Linked DNA regions of Homo sapiens: region 2 is linked to region 1. Evidence: chromatin loops called from intact Hi-C (ENCODE). Cell type or tissue: psoas muscle. All regions are shown on one strand. Links, peaks and the distances in the headings refer to the core of each region. The heading gives the core; the rest is flanking DNA. Region 1 has its middle 13 kb from the start of PCSK6. Region 2 overlaps PCSK6 (proprotein convertase subtilisin/kexin type 6).

Evidence for each region. Peaks named below come from ENCODE experiments on the same cell type or tissue, not always from the same donor. Only the 100,000 strongest peaks of a DNase experiment are listed, where the experiment ranks them.
Region 2: a loop joins it to region 1, with 1.8 times the contacts of the local background. A loop is called at or near these places in 9 of 110 quality-filtered maps.

Annotation. Positions count from the first base shown.
Region 1 is chr15:101,498,554-101,506,877 of GRCh38, reverse strand. No RefSeq gene overlaps it. Among named protein-coding and RNA genes, the nearest start is that of PCSK6, 13 kb to the right of the region's middle. In psoas muscle, for the core only: a CTCF peak has its summit at 4,766 (motif pointing right); DNase peaks (open chromatin) are centred at 4,107, 4,807, 6,377 and 6,747; H3K27ac peaks cover 3,541 bases.
Region 2 is chr15:101,365,524-101,373,847 of GRCh38, reverse strand. It overlaps PCSK6 (proprotein convertase subtilisin/kexin type 6), which reads left to right. Exons shown (of 22, transcript NM_002570.5): 12 at 3,325-3,513; 13 at 7,516-7,652. Among named protein-coding and RNA genes, the nearest start is that of PCSK6-AS1, 35 kb to the right of the region's middle. RefSeq lists enhancers at 2,585-3,084, 3,085-3,586. In psoas muscle, for the core only: no CTCF peak of the experiment used is centred there; a DNase peak (open chromatin) is centred at 4,757.

The DNA.
Region 1 (8,324 bases), core at 211-8,210:
TTCATTCAAGAGACTTAGTATCCTTTTTCTTTCTCTTTTACATAACCAGTTCGACACCGCTGGGTGCCAACAGACAGACCCTCTGTTGAGTTGTCCACCTGCTTTCCACCTGGCAGGTGCCAATAGCCTCTTGTTCTCCCAGTTCTCCCGGCCCTACCCTTGCGGGAGAAGGATACTATTTTGTATTACTTCTTATGAACATTGTGAGCAAAACGTTCCACGGACCACCCAAGCAGTGCAGACCACAGGCCATGTCCCAGGGACCTGGAAGCAGCAAGGACGCAGGTGCAAACACCCAGGGTGAGCCTACCCCATCCTTCACACCCAGGGTGAGCCTACCCCACGCCTTCACACCCAGGGTGAGCCTACCCCATCCTTCACACCCAGGGTGAGCCTACCCCATCCTTCACATCCAGGGTGAGCCTACCCCATCCTTCACACCCAGGGTGAGCCTACCCCATGCCTTCACACCCAGGGTGAGCCTACCCCATCCTTCACACTCCGAGTGAGCCTACCCCATCCTTCACATCCAGGGTGAGCCTACCCCATCCTTCACACCGACTACCCTGGCAGCCATGTTGCAAGAACGATGAGGGCAGCCTGGGGAACCCCCCAAATTTCAGCATCAGTGAGTGCTCTGACCTCACTGATGACAAGGTCCCACAGGTCACTTACACGTGTCACATAGAAAACGTTCTCCTGTGACCAAAAATGCAAGCCATCTGACAAAGAGTTTCAGGCTATTTTCAGTATCATTATCTTCTCCGCCAACACTGACAAATTTACCATGGTCGTGGTTTTCTTCGTTTTAATGACTGTTTGGTTGTGTTTTCCTTTGGGGATGGGGGCTGGTGGCGCTGCTGGCATCTGTGGCAAGGCCTCGAGGGAAGTGGATTTCTGCGGTGGTCACTGTGCCTTGCTGCCTTGTTTAAAATGAGACTTCATGGGACACACACAGCAAAGATGAAAGAGCAGAACCGTGGCATGTGAGGGACGATTAGGGCCAGGCTGGGCCATTAAGGCCTGGTCTAAAAGGTGCCCAGACACCTATTGACATGACACGTCCTAACTGCTCCCCAGACACCAGGATTAATCCACTGTGTCAGTTTGCTTCGTGTCCCTAATGTCTGTCAGCAGGAGCCTCTTCGTGCCTGATGGAGCTGGGGAGGGGAGGATGTCAAGGTGGATGCTCTCGGCTGGAAAAGCTCTCCAATGATGGGCTGTAACGAAAGTTTGTGACATTTCGATAGCTCTTTGCCTTTTAATGTGCGCATCTGGGGACAGCCCGTTACCTGCTTTTCTGCCTTGATCCATCATTTTTCTCTGGACCAAATCTCAAAATAATACAGCACAGAAAGAACTCTGGGTTCGAGATGGCAAGTGCAGCCTGCTCTCTGCTAACCCGACAAAGTGTTGATGAGTCAGAACTTCTGGGTAGCACACAACACTGCTGTGTATGGCTGACAAAAATGTCCAGCTTGTAAACAATTAGGAAACAGTTCAATAAAATATTCATGGGCACCATTTAACCCATGACTCAGGCAGACTCCTTACAATCTTGACACTGATAGTCTGAACATTGTCATTCTTCTACATGTCTTCAGAAGGGCTGGTAAATATTGAACTACAGTTAATAGGTTCTTGGATAAGCCAGATTCGCAGGCCCTTAACCTCACGCCTTCTCCCTTTACCTCCATGACATGATGTTTGAACCTAGAAGACAGGGTTGTCGACATCTTCTCCACCGTGCGGAGCCCTCGGTGCCAAGAGTGGTGGGTGTCCCCGTGGCCTCCCGCCTGGGGTCTGAGCTGCCGCACGATCCATTTGTCACCTCTGAAGTGTATCTCACCGTGGGCACTGGGAGCAGCAAATGGTTGTTCTGTTCTTACCTGCTCGATCCACACAAAGCTGGGAAGGTTCATGGGTGCCTAATCTCACAGGACAGACATGACGACACTGTGAATTCACACTGGGTCTCATCAGGGATTTCACTGTTCTTCCAGAGAGAGCAAGTGTCTTACTGACCACCAGAAAACATTTTTGGGGGAGGGGGAAAATAACTAGAAAGTGGAGGAAAGGTAAAATAGAAAATTCAAGGACAAATAAGATGCTAAAGAAAATGATGAAGTAGAATGAATGAGAATTGCTTGGAGGGGGTGCCTCTGGCTTGGATGGCTGTCCATTTTGCTGAGGTGTCTGGGGTTGACCACGGGAGGAGGGAAGAAAGCTGAGCGGGGAAGACCAGGCATACCTAACTAATGGTGTGGGTGATGTGATATTCCTGCTAGCCCTCATCGGTCCTGGGGCGTGGCTCCTTCTCGCCTTTGCTCTTCCTGTCTTGGAGCGGATTGAGGCTGGGACGAGAAGAGAGATGGGCCAGCAGAAGGGCTCTTCCCCCATTCCCCCAAACCCTTCCTGAAATACCAGCTGGCAAAACTTCTCGAATGTGCAGTTTCGGAACTATCACAGCTTCCATGAATATCAGATGTTCCATTTAGTTCTTGATCTCTCTCCCCTCTGTCTCTTTTGTCACTTTTATTTATTTTGTTGTTTTAATCTTCCTGGAGGCCTAATGGGCTGTATTTGAGATCAGTAGGATACTTTTAATGGTTTAAGTTGCCATGATTCCAGGCCCCAAGAGAAAATGTTCTGTATTTTTTCAACCAAAACCTGTGCCTGCCACTTCTTTTTAAAATATTAAGGATGCATTTCCCTAGCCAGTCCCAGCTTGAGCATTTGACCCTCCTGCCCACCCAGAGTTGCCAGATTTAGCAAATAATAATACAGGACAGACACTCAGGTAAATTTGAATTTCAGATAAATAAAAAATAATTTTATGAGTGCAAGTGTATCCCAACTTTTGTGTGAGGTACGCTTAAACCAAAAGTGTTTTCATTGTTTATCTGAAATTCAAATTTAACTGGGCATCTAGTATTTATTTGGCAATCATACCAGCTGATTCCTCAACCATTCTTTGGAAACATTTAATCCCAAGTTCTTACACAGCAGACACATTTAATCATACTTACTGCCTAGCAAGTATACATACTTTTTTTTTTTTTTTTGAGACGGAGTCTTGCTCTGTCACCCAGGCTGGAGTGCAGTGGCGCGATCTCAGCTCACTGAGAACTGGGTGAGTCTCACTGGGAACTCCGCCTCCCAGGTTCACGCCATTCTCCTGCCTCAGCCTCCCGAGTAGCTGGGACTACAGGCGCCCGCCACCACGCCCGACTAATTTTTTTGTATTTTTAGTAGAGACGGGGTTTCACTGTGTTAGCCAGGATGGTCTCGATCTCCTGACCTCATGATCTGCCCGTCTCAGCCTCCCAAAGTGCTGTGATTACAGGCATGAGCCACCGTGCCCGGCCCGTATTCTTTGTTCATGATGTCTCTACCTGGATGCATGCAGGATGTCTCCGACAGTGAGCTTCCAAAGGAAGTCCCTCTGAGTGGCTTAGAGGGCTGTACTCACAGTAGGGGCTGATGGCACAGATCGCTTTAGGAAGGTGGTGAGTGGGAGGTGGTGGTGGGGAAAACAAGACTTACCGGTTTACCAGAGGCAGGGATCAGGGTGGGATCGGGAGGGAATAGGATTTGGCGCTGTTTTCACTGAATTCTGGAATTGTGGTCTGGCTCTGGGAATCACCTGGGAGGTCAGCCCCTGGAGGGGAAAGGCAGCCCCTCCTCAACGTCTGCGACAGGTGCCCTCCTACGCTTCCCAACCCCTCCCAGTGTGGGCAGTTCCCCAGCTCACAGGCAGCACACGCAGGTGGAAACAGCTCTACCTGTCGGCTCACCCTCTGGCGAAATTCTACTTTCAGACCAGGAAAGCTGAGAGGGGTGGAGGGTGCCTCGCTGAAGTCACAGTGCTCGGGCCAGGCCTTCCCATGCCTCACCTTTCTCCACTGGACCCCGCTTGTTCTTTTCGGCCTGTGAGAAGGCCACAAACAGTTGTTACTTTTTCAAGTCAAAGAGGGTATGCGTCCTGAAGACATGATCAGAGATGTCATTAAGTGTGCGCGTGTATAGGGCGGAGTGAGGCCCAGGAGGTGGAGTGGTGCGGCTCTCAGGTCACGGACATGGAATTCCTGACTCTGCCTGCTCCCGGCGGCCTGCTGGCCTGTCAAGGGGAGAGCACAGTGAGTGACAAGAGGATTTATTTCCACCAGCCAGAGAATGGCTCATAATTTACAGCCCGCTGAGCCAGCCTCTACCACGGCATTAGAGCCTTCCTTTTGTAGACAGTAATAAATTGTCTTATCCCCGGTGCTGACATAACATGCTCCTTTTTAAGTGCGCCATAATTTTCATTTTTAAGGGAATATTCATATTGGATGGCAGAGCTCATGGGCATCTGAATACTTCTCTGGAGAGAAGCCTTTTTTTTTCTTTTTTAAAAGAAGATATAATTCAGCTCCTAAATGCCACTAGCAGGGATAGGCTTGACTTCTAAAGCGACATTAGGGGCAGAATTTGGGGACATTGTAGACCCTTCATAGACAGTGACTTGCCCCTCATCAGTAGGCATCAAAAGGATCAAGCCCCTGCAGGATGCACGTCCTTTGACTGTCCGCCTTGCTGCCTTTGCACGATGGTGGCCAGGGAGCTGGGGCGGCCTCGGGCTTTTCCATCCCAAAGGACGGGCTTCCCCGCCACCAGGGGGACTCACTCCCTTGAGCTCCCCCTGGCAGGAGGGGCCTGGGGGTGACAGGCAGACAGTAAAGGAGTCTGAAGCCTGCCCGGGGGGTTCCCAGCTTGGGATCATGGGGCTGCCGAGTCCGGGCACCGTGTCTCTCTCCTTCTGCATCCTCCAGGGGGCAACAGTGCAGCCTGCTGATCCCCAGTGAGCGGTTCTCCCCGGGGCACAGTCCTGGAGGGGGATGCCACAGATGGTCCCTGGTCACCAGGGAGTCCTCGGGCCTGTCTCCTGTTTCTACCGACCCGTGGGGATGGGCCAGCCGGGGTGTCCTTCTCCCCTCCCGTCAAGGTTCTTGTGCCTGGGTCCTTATCTGAGGATGCCCTCACGGCGTGGCAGGAAGAGATGGGGCCGGGTGGCTGCCCAGGCTCCTCCCTCTGCCTTTGCCTTGTGCCTTCACAGCCACCCATTCCAGAACCCTAACTGTTCACCTGACAAGACCTCAGGCAAAGCCCTGGCTCCCTCGGAGGATCGGGGCTTTCTTGTTTGTAAAACAGGACACGGACTTTAGGAGCTCAGACACGAATGCATGCAAAAGCCTTACAGAGGGTTCAGGAGAGGTGAGTTTTTGTCTCCTCCTCTGCTCCTTCTTTCTTCACTGCCTGTTTCCCTCCTTTCACCAGGCACGTAGGGGAAGGAGCTGAGGTCCCCAGGCTGTGCAGTCCTTCTAGGTCTGGGCTGTGGAGGGAGAGGAGAGGCTGGCCTGGGGGTCTCTGCTGGGGGAGATACAAGTCCGGCCTGTGGGGTTGGCCAGCCTGGGGCATGTCTGTGTTAACTCAGACACACCCACACAGACACTTCCAGAACCAGGCATGTTTACAAGTAGCAATGAGGTATTGCTAAACCTCTGGCCTGATGAGAACAGCTCTCACATAATGCTGTCTGAGTGCCAGGCCCAGGTCCAGGCACTGTACACTAATTCATTTAAGGTGGACACAAATATGCCCATTTTATGCTCAGCTGGGAAAACTGAGGCCCAGAGAGGTCAATGGACTCATCTGAGGTCAGGCAGCTGGGAGGTGGCCGAGCTGGGATGAGAACCCAGGTGGTCAGGGCTGGAGCCTCTTCCCTAGCCACAGTGCCCCTCTGCCTCTTCTCCTCCTGCCTGAGCAATCCCACTTCACTTGGACCATCCCCTGCCTATTCCAGGAGACAGGACTTGAGTGTCACTTCCCCTCCTGCTGTCTTGTGGCCCTGCCATGCACTGTGGCAAGTCTTCTGTTATCTTCTGCCTGAGAGGCCGTGACTAAGAAGGTTCCAGACTTCCCGTCTATCAAAGGTGAGGACTGAATTAGACTTTCTTCTTGACAGTGGTGATCACCTGTGACCTGTGACTGGTACATGCTCAGGAGGGAGTATACTGTTCCACTTTGCTGATTTCTAATGAAAGATTACTTTTACAGGATGGAGGGAGAAAGGGCTCCGAAGGAGAAGGAAGAAGAATAAGGGCATTGGCCTCAGTCCAGATGAAAAGACCCAGATGCAAAATTATTTGGGCCACATATGTGTTGTTTGCTTATCAAATTTTCAACCTTTGAAAAATCACAATATTGGATGGTGGGAATCAGTAGCATTGCTGGAGTTCCTGTGGGTGGCAGGAGTTGGACATTGTGGCAGGTGACCCTGCAAAGGATAAACACAGAACCTGCAGAGGGTAAAGGATTTCCCAAGTCTCACTCCTGGAGGGAGGGGCACAGGCATGAGCAGCCTATCGGGCCCCATGTCATGCAGCTATGTTCTCTGCTGCTGGTGAGCTTGGCATCGAAAGAAAACATAGCAGGAATGATTTTGTCTGGGTTGGGGATTTGGGGGAGTTTAGACTATAAATAGTGAGGAGGATATAAAAAGCCTTAAGAGGATTTTTGGAAGCCCTAAATCCACCACATAGACCAAAGCAAGTTAACAGGAACCACTTCGGTTTTAGTGAGGTCTAAATGTGACTCAGCATAGTGCCCTCCCCTCCACTGTTCCCTTCCAGCTGTCGTGGTTCACGTGTCCGCTGTCACCACAACCCTTGCCAGCATCTGCCAAACCAAGGGCACGTGTGTCAGGAGGTCTGCTGCCAGCATGCCAGCTGCCAGGTGCTGCCTAGCCTTGAATTACGGCCTGGCTCACTCCCTAAGGGAAGGCATCATTGGCAGCCTCTTCTGCAGCAGAGAAAACGGAAGCATAGGAGGGTAGGTGCCTGGTCCAGGGTCACACAGCCAGCAAGTAGTGGGCTGGATTCCACACTCAGCCGAGGCCCACTCTGCTGATTCTAGCATAATTTCTTCAGGATCACCTTTTGAGTGGACCTCAGCTGCGTGTGGGAAGGAACCTGCTTGCCTCTGTGCCTTGCTTCTTGGACACCTGCGGTCCCAGCCTTCTCTTTTCTGTGGGCCCTTATTTCATTTAATACATGGACTCATCATAAAACCCCTTTGCACTCCTGTAGCCCCAGCTCAGGAAGCCTGAAGCCCACCCCGGTCACCGAGGTGCTCAGAATCGATGGAGATCCAGAGTTGAAACCTCCCTACGTTTGGTCCTGTGTCCCCAGGGTCTGCTGCCGGCTCCTAGATACCTACAAACAGGTCTTTACTGTTGACTCTTTTAGGAACATCACTGTGGCCTAATAGTGAGGGAGTGACATTTAGGATGATGGCCGACCATCTCATTTATAGGAAAAACCCAGGGCTCTAACACATATTTTAAAAATCACTGCACTGCTGGCACAGCCCTGCCACCCAGCATTGTATTAGCCAACTCCTTCCCAAGGCTCTGGGAGAGGCTGCAGTGGGAACATTCCAGATCAGAGGTTCTGCCTTGTTTAAATAGGGGTGGAGCGAGATTGCCAGGTCTGAGGCTTCATCTTGCCAGTGAGAAATGGGGGTGCAGGGAGCTGTTTTAGATGGGGGTGCAGGGAACAGCTGCTGAGGCCTCACCGTGAGTCACACACAGGGCTGGCAGTGAGGCCACAAATCACAGTTGGGCCCCCAAACATAAGGTCCTACAGCCAGGGAGAGCCATTCTGCCTGGAGACCGAGAAGAATCCAGTCAGGAAGAAATAGTGGAAGCTAAGGTGCCCGGGCCTGAAGGGCCAGTCCGTCTGGGAGCAGCAACTGGCCCTATGGTGGGACAGGAAGAGCAAGAAAAACAGTGCCAGCTTGCTAAAGGCCGTGCCCCTGAGTTTGATCTCCACCCTGCTGGCTGAGAAGACTCACTGATGGTCTAAGTCGTCTCATGGGAGTGCCTGGGAACCAAGACTCTGGAGACGGCAGGGAGGGTGATGAGGGGCAGCGGCTGGAGCTAGAGAGACCACCTGGGAAGTGAACACCACAGACAGTGCGACAGGGCCCTCGGCTAGGGTGGGAAGCCTGGGGACGGGTGAGGGAACTGGTGAGAGGTGGGAGTCAGGCCGAGCCCACACTGGGTCAGGGCATGAAGGCCACAGCATGCCCTTGAGGCCAGGGTCTGGTCCGGGTGGGGGTGAGGAGGTTAGAACAGGCTGCTCTGGATTTCAGAGGCCACAGAGAGTGGAGATATTGAGTAAGGAGGTGAAGATGTGGGACCCAAGGTTCCCGGCCTCTTGAAGACAGCGTGGGGCTGCGGGTGCAGGTCAGAAGGCCTTGGAGGCCAGGTGGGTTGGAGC
Region 2 (8,324 bases), core at 31-8,030, 130 kb after region 1:
TCTCTGCACATTGTTTAACTTGAAAGATAAATTACTTGGCAGTCGACTTGCATTTTCAGCGTTACCTTAGAAATAACTGTAGGGTGGAGAACCACTTCTGTTTTTTTCATTGACTGTTCTACTTTCTGTCTTGGAGTTAATTTTTTAAAGTGATGACTTTTGATAGATGGCTTCCTTATTTTCTTCCTGGAGTTTCTATCTGAAATACAGAAAAATTTGAGCACAATGATCATGAAACATTTTGAAGCCTCCTCTTTTATTTCTCTTCTTAATAAAAGCACTCTAATTGGGGATGTTAGGTTAATGGTTTCAATAGCAACCACAGAAGTAAAATGTGTGGGGAGCTAACTGCATGTCAGGAAGGTGGCAGCGTGCCCTCCTATAGTAGCTGTCCTGGGCTCCCGCGCTGCCCCAGAACTTACAGGAATGAGGAGTCCTGGTGGCCTGTAACTGAGTGATTTAGCAGTTAAGAGCTTTCACATAAAAACTAATTGTTACAGTTAGCCTTGTTCCAGGAGGCTGCTGGGCTCCTAGCCCCCAGGTGAAGGTAAGGGCATGGCTTTGAAAACCAAACGAAGTGAGGCCATTAACTCCTGCAGGAGCTGGGTGCTCCCGCCCCCAGCCAGCCTCCCTGCAGGCAGCAGCAGCGGGGCTGGCGGAGGATCACACCCAACCCAGCCTTCTTTATGCAGCGGCTGGAGTCCCTTAGCAGGAATAAAAAAGTCAGATGCAAGAGACTTTCATACTCTGAAATGATTTTTTTTTTCTAGGTGTTCGCTCTGTGGGTGGGGCTCAGAGTGGCGGGGCAGGTGAGAGGTGGGGCTTGGTTGTCTTTCACTTGTAATTACCCTGCTCCCGTTCTCTCATCCCTGTGCCTTATCAATGGGATTAAAGCTTCTTCACAAGGATTCCAGGTCTATTTCTAGAGCAGATTGATCACTTCCCCTACCGATGAGCAATTGGTTGGAGTGTGGGGACCGTGTCTTCAACTTGGTTAAGGCTTTTGTGTCTGTTTCCCCTTGATCTTGCTATTCAGCACTGGAAAGGTGTTGAAGTGTGAGAGTGTAGGGTTATTCCTGGTTTTTGGGGTTGACTGGGAGCTACATTTTGAAGCCCCAGGGGAGCACTGAGTAAGTCTGCCGGCATAGACGTTTCTCCGTCTCCACACCTTGCTTCTCCCTAACGTACCCACCTTACATTCTTAGTGTGGGGTGAAGGTGGGGGATGGGGGACACTCACCTGGAGAGACACATGGGCCCTGCAGGTCCTGGAACTCCCCAGAGCCTTCTCTTGTGTTCGCCATCTACCGCAGCGGGGGCTGCTGGCCAGTAAACACTAGCAGTAAAGCTTGGGAGAAGGCAATGAAGGAAGTCAGCATCTCTAGATCAATTTATGGTGCATGCAAAGCGTGTTTTCAAATACTTACAGAGTCTCCGAGGGAATTACATCACTGTTTATAACTGTTTTGATTGTTTTTTATGACTCAGGGCCCAGTAGAGCCAAGCAGTGTAACTCCTGAGAGGCTCTGAGCAGAACGCCTCATGCCTCCCGGGAGGAGAGTCCAGGCATAATGGGAAAAGCGCTCCCCGTAATAAGCCAAGCACCGGTCGTGTGGTGGGGAGTTATTAATGTGCTGCTGGGCGGCGGTGGGTCTGCACTGAAGAATGCCATGTTTCTTCAGCTGCAGATCACTGGGGTGGGTCGGGGGCTGAGTTCAAAGAGGCATGAACCCTAATGGCCTGGAATTGGCAGGATGGTCCAGCCTGGACACAGAAACAGCCTTGGGGTACAGATTTTGGATCTGCTTGGTCTGGGGAGTCTGCTTGGTCTGGGGAGTGTGTCAGAAAATTCTAGCAGGAAGGAGTCTTGAATGATTGAGGCTTTGTTTTTACCCTCAGACTCCATCCCATATGGTAAAGCTGCCCTGAGTTTGTAAAGGGAACCATCGTCCATTTCCATGACAGGGCAGGAAAGTGAGGGGACCCTGCTTTCTGCAGGAGATTTGGGAGCACACAAGCTTGGCACCCTCGATCAGCATGAGAGGGCAGCCTCCGAACTCCGAGCTGTGTCCTTGACTGTGGGTCCACGCGAGCTTCCATTCGAGGCAGCGAGGCCTGGAGGCGGAGGCAGTGAGGCCTGGAGGCAGAGGCGTGGGCTCTGGGGCCCCAAATCCCAGCTCCTCCCCGCATTAGCTACACCTTGGGTACAGTCCTTAATTTCCCTCTGGATTAAATGGGTTAATCCTTGGAAATTCTCAGGCCAGTGCCTTATGCTCAGTGCACAGTCAGCTTGGGAAATGTTTGCTGATTGCTGTTATTTAGCATTGTGACTTCTATTTTCAATGCTAGTCTTCGGAACAAAGTAGTGGGATTTTTTATTTGTTTGTTTGTTAAAACATTTAATTATTTTTATATATTTAGGGGGTCCAAGGACAGGTTTCTTACATGCACATATTGCAGTGTGGTGAGGTCTGGCCTTTTAGTGTACCTGTCACCATGGAGGTCATACTAGGGCAACTGAGAAACGAGCTGGCCAAATGCCACCGAGGAGAAGCCGCCTTCTGGTCACCAAAGGGAGCCCATCCCTGGGGACATTCACCCAAGTCTGCCCAAGAACCCATCTTTTATTTTATTTTATTTTTGAGTTGGAGCCTTGCTCTGTCTCCCAGGCTGGAGTGCAGTGGTGCGACCTCGGCTCGCTGCAACCTCCACCTCCTGGGTTCAAGAGATTCTCCTGCCTCAGGCTCCCGAGTAGCTGGGATTACAGACACCCGCCACCATGCCCAGCTAATTTTTGTATTTTTAGTAGACAGGGTTTCACCGTATTGGCCAGGCTGGTCTCAAACTCCTGACCTTGTGATCTGCCCTCCCCCTCCCCCCACTTTGTATAAGACAAAATAATTGACTCAGCAGCAATGCAAGGCAGACAGGGCCATCGTCCAGAGGAATGGGGCCTGTGCTGTGCACCCCACAGCACTGCCCAGCAGCCTGGTCTCTCCACTGTAGGCAAGTTGGAGCGGTGGCAGCAGGCGGTGCCTCGGCCTCCCAAAGAGCTGGGATCAGAGGCGTGAGCCACAGTGCCCAGCCGAACCATCTTTCAAATCTCTGTAAGCAAATTCCAGAGGCATAAACGTCTTCAGGACAGGTGATAAAGTTCACAGTGGAGCATCCACGTGAGGCAGTCAGAGGCTGCTGCGGCTCCCCGGGGCCCGCAGGGCCCTGAGGCTGCAGTGGGGATAGAGTGGACGGGCGCTGGAGCTCCTGGCTGTGTGGGTGAGACTTCATGCTTCCGGTGCCAAGTGCTGAGCCCTCCCTTCTCCCCCAGGAGCATCCCCTTAGTGCAGGTGCTGCGGACTACGGCCCTGACCAGCGCCTGCGCGGAGCACTCGGACCAGCGGGTGGTCTACTTGGAGCACGTGGTGGTTCGCACCTCCATCTCACACCCACGCCGAGGAGACCTCCAGATCTACCTGGTTTCTCCCTCGGGAACCAAGTCTCAACTTCTGGCAAAGAGGTAAGGCGAGGCAGGCGTGGGGATGGGGTCTGGGCTCACTGAGATTGACCCTGCACAAGAGCTTCTGTCCAGTCTTGGGCCCACAGTGTCTCTGCAAGGCCCTCTGGCGTTGGGGACTCCCACTGGTTCTGCTGGCAGCTTCCTTTCTCTTGGAGACCCTTGCATGTAGGCCCCAAAAACCTTAAAAGTTGCTCCCTGAAACCTTGCCTTCCAAAAGGTCCTGGAAAACTTTCCTTTTCAGAGAGAAGTGACAAAAGAGTTGTTGTTTCGTTTTTTGTTGTTTAGCGGAGGGATTTGTGGAATTCTGGCTATGCCTTCTTTGCTTAGAAGTGCATTAAAGGTCATTTAATCCTATTCAGTTGGCTTTTGAATCGAGCATGTGTACCACAGGGAGCACTGTTTGTCCCCCCACCAGCTCTCCCACCCAGTCGTGGGCTGCCCTGCAGAACCTGCACCAGCAGGGGCCTGTCCCGGGAATACAGACAGGCTCGGGTGGTATGTGGGGAAGGTGCTCCCAGGCTGCTCTCTGCCAACTTCTCTTGCGCTCAGGGGCTGGGAATTCCAAAGCTTCGCACATGGTTTTTTGGGAGGCTATGGAGTCATTTCTTTAACAAACTTAGAAACAAGGGGAAATACATTGATGCAAATATATGACTTACAGGTAATTAGAATGAAGGTGTTTATGGGAACTTAAGAGGGGCCAGGGTATTCTGGTACCTTCTGTCTCTTTCTAGCTAAGAGGTAGAGAGAGTAAAGAAATTTCATGGACAAATCAGCATTTCCAGCTTCTCTCAAAAACCAGGACTGGCACTGTGCCCACATCATCTGCAGGAAGCCCCCCAGGACCAGGCCTGCTCTGTCTTCTGGGGTGTGGTCCCCTTGCCCACTCTGGGCCCACTTGACTCCTTTGGTGACCTGCCTGAGGCTGTGGCCCTTGTGTAGGCTATAGGGAGCTGCAGAGATTCAGAAACAGGGGCTAGCGAAGGCTCTCAGATGGAACCAGGCAGAAGTTGGGGGTTGCCCTTTGCTTAACCCTTCCCCTCCCCACCACTTTGTATGAGACAGGGTAATTGACTCAGCAGCAATGCAAGGTAGACAGGGCCATTGTCCAGAGGATTGGGGCCTGTGCTGTGCCCCCCACAGCACTGCCCAGCAGCCTGGTCTCTCTGCAGCAGGCAAGCTGGAGCGGTGGCAGCAGGTGGCGGGCCCGGCACCAGCTTTGTCCTCGGTGCACTGGAATCAACCCTGAGGCAGACCCTGGCACCAAGCTCAGCCCATCCCACATTCTCCTTTCATAGCACGAGTGTCACAGGGGCACCTCTCCCTCCTGCCGGGAGGCCCGGCCGTGCTGTGCCTCTGCCTGTGGGAGGTCTCACACGGGCACGAGCAGTTCGGTGTCAGCGGACGAGCTGCAGCTTTTGATGCTATGTTGCTCCCCGTGGTGTTTTTTATTTTATTTTTTTAACCTTAAAGATTTTAAAAGTCCTCATTTCTGGCATTTCTTGGAAAGTTGGAAGCTGTCTGACACCAGCCCCGTGTTCCTGCGTGCACTGGGCCGGAGCTGAGCAGGTGGGCGAGTGTGTGTCCATGTGCTCCATGTTTTCCGTGCTGGCAGCCCTGAGGCCAGCAACGGGCTCTCCGTTCACTCCAGCCGCACACCTAGTGGCACCCAGGTTTGTGACCCCTGACTCAGAGCCAGAGCTGGGTGCAGGCCCAGGTGATGGCCCAGGTTGACGGAGAGCCTGTGGTGAGGCTGAGAGGCTGGGGCAGCAGGTAGCAGGCAGGCGGGTGGCAGTGACCCTGGAGAGTTGGCCCACACCCTGCTCTTCCACTCCTGGCTGGGCTCCCAGGAGCCAGTCCCTTTGCCTCTCTTTATTCCTCATCTCTGAAAATGCCACTTCACTTATCTGTAAACATTAGGACTGTTATAAGACTTGAGTGTGATAATATATGTATCCCTGGCACAGGGGCCTGGTTGCCCTACGTGTCCTGCTTACGTCCGGCTACCTGACCCACAAGAACCTTCCGCTGCCCCAGCCTCCCCTCTCCCGCTCCCCTGGGGCCCTGTTTCCCTTCCCTGGAAACTTTCCTCCTCCTGCTGCTGCCCAGTGTTGTGCCCTTGGGATAATAGAGGGCAGGTCCTGCCAGGCCTATTGGGAGCCACCCCTTGGCTGGGTAGTGCTGTCCTTGCGCCATCAGGCATTTTAAAAACTACCCTAGCCCAGGAAGGGTGGCTCACACCTGTAGTCCCAGCACTTTGAGGGGCCAAGGTGGGTGGATCACCTGAGGTCAGGAGTTCGAGACCAACCTGGCCAACTCTTGTCTCTACTAAAAATACAAAAATTAGCTGGGCGTGGTGGCACGCACCTGTGATCCCAGCTACTTGGGAGGCTGAGGCAAGAGAATCACTTGAACCCAGGAGGCGGAGGTTGCAGTGAGCTGAGGTCACGCCTCTGCACTCCAGCCTGGGTGACAGAAAGAGAGTCTGTCTCAAAAACAAAAAACAAACAAACAAAAACTACCCTGAGGCTACTCCAGCTGTCATCTGAGTCTTGGGACTTTGGTTTTTTTCCAAGGCAGATTTTGTGATTGTATCAAGAATTTGTGTTTTAGGATCAATGACCTCCTATCCTACTGCACATCTTACTTAATTTAGCAGCTTTATCAGTTTGCCAGGTTCTTCACTAAGAAGCCATTGATGTGCCTCAGCACCTCAGCCCTTAAAAGACAGTTTGTCCTTGTTCTGTCCCCAGTGTGTTGGGTTCAGCTTGGCATCGAGTGTGAAAATCAGCCTTGACCTTTGCCATTTCTTAGAAGAAAGCACAGGATGCTTCCCCCTCACTCTTCTCCATTGCAAAGAATGTTCCCTAGATAAACATTTTCCTACATTGAGTGTTCAGAGAACCCCCAGATTGGAAATTGAATCTTACATCATTCAAAACTTATGTATTTCAATTTCTGATGAACAATAAAGATGCCTATGTTAAAAAAAATGTTTATTCCAAAATCGAGATAGAAAATTAGACTGTGAAGAAAGAATAAGAGGAAAAAACCTGGAATTGATTCCAGTACAGAAAGAGTCACTTCTGAGGATGGCACTGGGTGCAGGAAGAGATTGGATGTTGATTAGTTGCTTCCTGTTTCTGCCTGAACCAAGTGTGAGGCAGAAGGCCCAGGGGCTCAAGGGTACAGTTGGGAAAGACCTTCGAGTTGGGAAGGGTAAAGGGAGGCTCATCAGGACTTGCAAGGAGGGTACTGCTGGGGGTGGGGGAGCTGTCTCCTCCCCCCGCTCTCCACGGGCCCCTCCCATTCCCACTGAAAAGCAACCAACCCTGCCATTGTCATCTCCCTCAAATGCCCCTGTTGAGACTGGATCAGCCCTGCAGGTGAAGGGACAGAACTTTCCCCACAAGCTTGAGTAGCTGCTCCTCTTTCCTTATTTGTGTCTCCCAGAGAACAGTGCACACAGCTGGCTTGAAATCAAACATGGAAGTTTCATTCTTGCACAAACAAGCACTTTCAAAAGGCGTCCTTAGTGAGCACTCTCTGGGCTTCGGTGAAGGTACCCCAGGGGGACCCCCGCCCCTGTCTGCTTTCGTGCATCCGGGCACTGGAGTTATGGTCTCTGTAAGATTGTTGCTGGGTGGGAAGGAGCCAGCCACCTTCTGCAGGAAATTGTCGGGACTGGGGGCTTCTGTTGGTGAGAGCTTGTAAACATCTTTCACTGGGTTATATGAAACCTGCCTGCCTGCCTGCCTTCCTCTCAGAATGTTAAGGAGGTTCAAGGAGGTGATGGAGGAGAGAGTCTGTGTAAGAGCTTAAAGACGATCACATTTCACTGTGCCCTTTGCCCTCGGGTTGGCTGGGGCCAGACCCCCGCTACCCTGGGGGTACGGTCCAGCCAGGTCATACAGTCCCCCGAGAGCCCTGCTTGTGCCAGCCCCTCCGCCCAGCCACTCAGTACCAGCACCTTCATTTCTGACACCACACCTCCAATTGCAGGTTGCTGGATCTTTCCAATGAAGGGTTTACAAACTGGGAATTCATGACTGTCCACTGCTGGGGAGAAAAGGCTGAAGGGCAGTGGACCTTGGAAATCCAAGATCTGCCATCCCAGGTCCGCAACCCGGAGAAGCAAGGTCAGTGGCTCTTGGGAATCTCATGACAGCTTTTGTATCTCAAGCCTCTTTTTACCTCTGGGCCTTATTTAACTACGGAGTCTCTGATAATTCTTTGTTTTGTGTTTTAGAGGTAGAATTCCCATAACAGAAAATTCACCATTTTAATTATTTTTAAGTGGACAGTTCAGTGGCTTTTAGTACATCCACGATGTCATGTAAACGTCAGCACTATCTAATTCCAGAATGTTTTCATCCCCACAAAAAGAAACCCCATACCCATGAAGCAGCCACTCCCCATTCCCTCCTCCCCTCCCAGCTCCTGGCAACCTCTAATCCACTTACCATTTCTTTGGATTTGCCTCTCCTGGACATTTCATATAGATGAAATAATACAACACCTGGCCTTTTGTGTCTGGCTTCTTTCACTTAGCATGATGTTTTCAAAGTTTTTCAATATTGTCGTATGCATCAAAACGTCATTACTCGTATGGCTAAACGATATTCCATTGTACGGATTGATCACATTTTGTTTATTCATTCACCTGTGATGGACATTTGGGTTGTTTCTACCTTTTAGCTGTTACAAATAGTACAGCTATGAGGATTCATGTACAAGTTTTTATGTGGACCTATGTTTTTGTTTCTCGTGGGCGTATACCTAAGATTGGAATTGTCAGGTCATATGGTAAC